Linked DNA regions of Homo sapiens: region 1 is linked to region 2. Evidence: read pairs that join two places in POLR2A ChIA-PET (ENCODE). Cell type or tissue: PC-9. All regions are shown on one strand.

Region 1 (2,500 bases), 530 kb after region 2:
CTGTTCTCTTTATTGTTCTTATAAAAAGTGATTTTAGGGGCAAATATCCACTGAAGATATTGTGAAGAAACCACTCAGAAATTCTGTATTTTATGCTTCTTAAAATGTATCTTAAAGTTTACGTGCTTAATGAGCTTGAATTTTATACTTTCATAACTCCAAGCTTTGAAAAGAAGAACATAGAAATGATTTGATGTTTACAAAGGAAATGACTGGGTGTATATTTTACTAATACAACACAAAGCTAAACTTCTGAACAGAAGAAGAGACAACATGGATCAGTTAAAAAAAAAAAAAAAAAGAAAATTATTGTTATGAGACAAAGTCTCGCTCAGTCGCCCAGGATGGAGTGCAGTGGTGGGATCTCGGCTCACTGCAAGCTCTGCCTCCCGGGTTCACGCCATTCTCCTGCCTCAGCCTCCCGAGTAGCTGGGATTACAGGCATGTGCCACCACGCCCAGCTAATTTTTTATATTTTTAGTAGAGACGGGGTTTCACCATGTTGGCCAGGATGGTCTTGATCTCCTGACCTTGTGATCCTCCCGCCTCGGCCTCTCAAAGTGCTGGGATTACAGGCATGAGCCACCGTGCCCAGCCCACAATAATAACTTTTAAAAGATTACAAGAAAAGAAAGGGAAAAGGCTAGAATAAACCCTATGGTGTTGGATTTATGAAGGTATCAGTATAAACTCGCGTTTTTTAAATATAAATATAAATAGAGGGATAAATATCAATGTGAATATGCATGGATTAGTATACATGCATTTACTTCTAGCTGTGTTTGCTTAAATGGCCTGAAAGCATTGACACCTCTGTGGCAATGAATACATCTAGTGTCTAGATCTTGGTTTCAAAATACCACTCTTCAATAAAAAGAACCAAGAATCCACGGAGAAGTGGCTGATTCCAGAGCTGGGGCAGGGAATATACAATAAAAAGTGCCTGGAGTGTCTTGAAATGCCAAAAAATAAGGAAATGCTCAAAAAAGGATGAGATTTCTCAAAAGCACACTGGAACTCCTTCAAGGAGCAACCAATGACCAAAGAGGAAACAATTTGAGCAACAAAATTATAACCCACAGGATAAAGTCGATATCCAGAAACCTATACTGATAAATACATAATTAAAGGAATAAATATTAGAGAGACAGCTCTTCCTTACAGAATTCCAATTAGTCAAGGAATAATGAAACAGAAAAACACTTTTTTTCTTAATTGGTATGTTCATTAAAAACAGACTAGGCCAGGCGTGGTGGCTCACGCATGTAATCCCAGCACTCTGGGAGGCCGAGGTGGGCAGATCACAAGGTCAAGAGATTGAGACCATCCTGGCCAACATGATGAAACCCTGTCTCTACTAAAAATACAAAAATTAGCCAGGTGTGGTGGCATACACCTGTACTGAGGCAGGAGAATCAGTTGAACCCAGGAGGCGGAAGTTCCAGTGAGCCAAGATCCGAGATCACGCCACTGCACTCCAGCCTGGGCAACAGAGTGAGACTCTGTTTAAAAAAAAAAAAAAAAAAAAACAGACTAATAATCCTGTGTTTAAATAGCATTGTGGTTGTGTGCTGACTTCCATAAAACACGACTGGTTGTAAGGGACTCCACAAATACACTTCGTACAGAAGTAAAAAGGTAAACAGAAATGTCTGACAAAACAGTGCCATTTCACAGTTCTGCCAGCCGTGGTAGGGCTGCTATGGGGCATCCAGGACTGTGGGGGTCTGGAGGAGGGGACATGAGGTGAGAGGTATCCTGGCCGAGGGCAGGCGGCAGTGGGGGCTCTCCCTCCAGACCTACCTCAGGGAGCTGAGCGTGCAGGCGCTCTAGGGCAGGCCTCGGACAGTCAAGGCCCAGAGAATAAAGGTAGCTAATCTCATAATATTTTTATCAGAATGTTCTGGTGATAAAAATAAAACTTGTTTTCTTTTAAAAAAAAGTGCCATTTCAGACATAGTTCCCTTAATTATTATTAATACATGCTAGAAAATGGAGTTTGACATTATTTACAATTATACCAACATTGACAGAGGCCAAATGTCACAAGCACAACAGCACACCCTGACCACAAGATGTCTTTTCATACTTCTCAATAGTTTCATATTTTAGCTATAATTAGTTTTATATTTTGGCTGAGAACAAGTTTAGCTGAGCCAAACTTGTTCTTAAGAAGCAGAATTTTTATACCCAACCATTAAAGAGTCTCTTACAGTTTTCTGGGCCTATTTGCTTGCAGAGAGTTGTAGAAACTGTAACCAGGTTCTGCATATTATACATTCACATATGATACTCAATATTCATATGCTGTGTAATTTCTTTAAGATAAAAGGAATGATTTGCAGCAGGGCCATGTAGATGAGGAAGTTCCATATGGAGGAGATCACATCCTCACACAACTTCCATTTCATCTCCTCCATATCCAGCTTCTGCGCAAAGCCCTGGATCTGAAACATTGTGGCTCTGACTCACCAGCCTTCAGCTGCCGCTGAAAATCACT
Region 2 (2,500 bases):
ACCAGCAGATAATGTCAGATCCCACAGGCTGAGGGCTCAGTCCCCCAGGCTCTCCCCACCACCTTCAGATGCCAACTGCAAGTGCCAGGCTGTCTTACCTGTGCCTCTGACCAACTGGCCATAAATCCGGGATTCCAGGGTCTCCTCCTTGGGTTCAATTAATTTGCCAGAGCAGCTCACAGAACTCAGGGAAATGCTTACTTACATTTCCCAGTTTATTATAAAGGCTATTACAAAGGTTACAGATGAAGAGGTGCCTAGAGTGAGGTATGGGCAAGGGGTCCATGCCCTCCCAGGACATGCCCCACCCCCAGTAGCCTCTATATGTTCCGTTACCTAAAGGTCTCCAAACCTGGTCCTTTTGGGTTAGTTTTTTATGGAGGCTTCATTTTGTAGGCCTGATTAATTAAATCATTGGCCACTGGTGATCAACTTAACCTTCAGGCCCTCTCCTCTCCAGGGAGGTTAGGGGATGGGGCTGAAAGTCCCAACCCTCTAATCATGCCTTGTTCTTTCCAGTGACCAGCCCCATCCTGAAGCTACCTAGGGGCTGCCAGCCACCAGCTGATTCATTAGCATAAAAAAGACATCACTTTGGAGATTTTAAGAATTTTAGGAGTTGTATGCCAAAAAACGAGGTTGAACATATACTTCACAATATCACAGTGACCTTGGAGAAATGAAGCTGAAAACAGCATAGGCTGAGGCCATCCATGGTGGGGAAAGCCCAGGCTAAGTATGGGAAGAGGGAGTGAGGACAGAGGCTGAGCGGCTCTGGAGCTGAGTCAACAAACGAGCTACTAAAAATGACCAGAGATTAATGCAAGAATCAGAATCTGTGTCACAATCTCAGATCTGGCTGAAAGGCCTCGTTGGGGAAGCAGGACGAAGAGGCTAGGATGTATATGTCAGAGGTGGGTTACAAGGAGACCTCTGCCCTGCAGGGCTGACTCAGAAAAACCTAGGTTGCTGCTACTCTGAGCCCAGCCTGAGACAGAAATTTCCACTGTAGCTACCTGCAGTTGTAAATTTAGCTTACCGATCCAGAACTAGTCCTCAGTGACATTGTAAGGGTGGTTACATCTCCTTTTTGTTCTGTGAAAGGAAAATAAAAATCTCTGGGCCCCAAACTCATTAAGTCAAAGGGAAAAGCTTGGGAACTGAGTCATGCAAAGACTGCCTTCCTTTTGTTCCTAAGTAGATAGCTACAAAGATAAAAGGCCACAAACCTCCCTAGGGGACCTTCCACATGATTTGCCCATCAGGAAATTCCTTGTAGGTCCCTAGATCTTTAGCCTATAACAGTTCTGTTGAATTTCACCCTGACAATGTAAATTCACAGCTCATCTTCATAGGTAAAGGACAAAGACAGGACTAGATCCTCCCTCCACTCACTAGAGACAAATGCACGTTTGGCTGCTTCCTGTACCCTGTGATTACTTTATCTAATGTAAAACTGCAGATTCACTGAGACAAATGCATAATGGACTGGCCTTCTACCTCCTCCTTTCACATGTAAAATGTGCATTCAGTGAAAGCTGATCAAAGTCTCAAAAGAATGCAACTGCTCTCCTTTTATCTACCCGCCCATTTTTTCTTTCCTCTTTCCCCCACTGCCACTCTTTCTCCATTAAATATTGACATCTCCAGACCCTTTTTGGAAAAAGCGCAGATCACAGATGTTCCCATGGTTTTGTGTTCTTTATTCCCCCTGAGTGCGTCTTCAACCTTGGCAAAATAAACCTGAGTGCGTCTTCAACCTTGGCAAATAAACCTCTAAAATGATTGAGACTCACCTTGGTCATTTTCTTTGATTTAGAGTTCTTTTATACCTCTCATTATCCTCCCACCATTTTGGGCAAGCAGGCTCCACCGCCTTAAATTCTGTACTCTAAGGACATATTGTTTTTTTGTTTTTTTGTTTTTTTTTTTAAGACGCAGTTTCACTCTTGTTGCCCAGGCTGGAGTGCAATGGCTCGATCTCGACTCACTGCAACCTCTGCCTCCTGGGTGTCAGGCCTGTGAGCCCAAGCTAAGCCATCATATCCCCTGTGACCTGCACGTACACATCCAGATGGCCCGTTCCTGCCTTAACTGATGACATTCCACCACAAAAGAAGTGAAAATGGCTTGTTACTGCCTTAACTGATGACATTATCCTGTGAAATTCCTTCTCCTGGCTCATCCTGGCTCAAAAGCTCCCCTACTGAGCACCTTGTGACCCCCACTCCTGCCAGCCAGAGAACAACCCCCTCCCTTTACTATAATTTTCCTTTACCTACCCAAATTTCCTCTTAAAGAAGTGGCTGGAGCTGAAGGCATAGTCAGGGTACATGTACCTTTTTCTCTATCAGACCTCACAGATCAGTCAGCGTTTAGGCTGTTTCTCATCAGACCCCACTAAACATATACAGGAATTCCGATATCTAACTCTGTCCTACAATTTAACCTGGAGTGACCTAAATGTCATCCTGACTTCTACCCTCTCCCCAGATGAAAG

Evidence for each region. ChIA-PET counts read pairs that join two places held together with the same protein. Peaks named below come from ENCODE experiments on the same cell type or tissue, not always from the same donor. Only the 100,000 strongest peaks of a DNase experiment are listed, where the experiment ranks them.
Region 1: POLR2A ChIA-PET joins it to region 2 with 5 read pairs; 2 of 35 experiments call an interaction of 5 or more read pairs at or near these places.

The regions. Positions count from the first base shown.
Region 1 is chr6:3,691,620-3,694,119 of GRCh38, forward strand. All of the region lies in intron 1 of LOC100507336 (a long non-coding RNA gene), which reads right to left. It also overlaps the pseudogene TOMM5P1. Among named protein-coding and RNA genes, the nearest start is that of PXDC1, 59 kb to the right of the region's middle. In PC-9, no CTCF peak of the experiment used is centred here; no DNase peak of the experiment used is centred here.
Region 2 is chr6:3,165,017-3,167,516 of GRCh38, forward strand. No RefSeq gene overlaps it. Among named protein-coding and RNA genes, the nearest start is that of TUBB2A, 8.7 kb to the left of the region's middle. RefSeq lists enhancers at 723-1,321, 1,322-1,921, 1,922-2,500 and a silencer at 1,279-1,573. In PC-9, no CTCF peak of the experiment used is centred here; DNase peaks (open chromatin) are centred at 865 and 1,175; H3K4me3 peaks cover 888 bases; H3K27ac peaks cover 2,460 bases.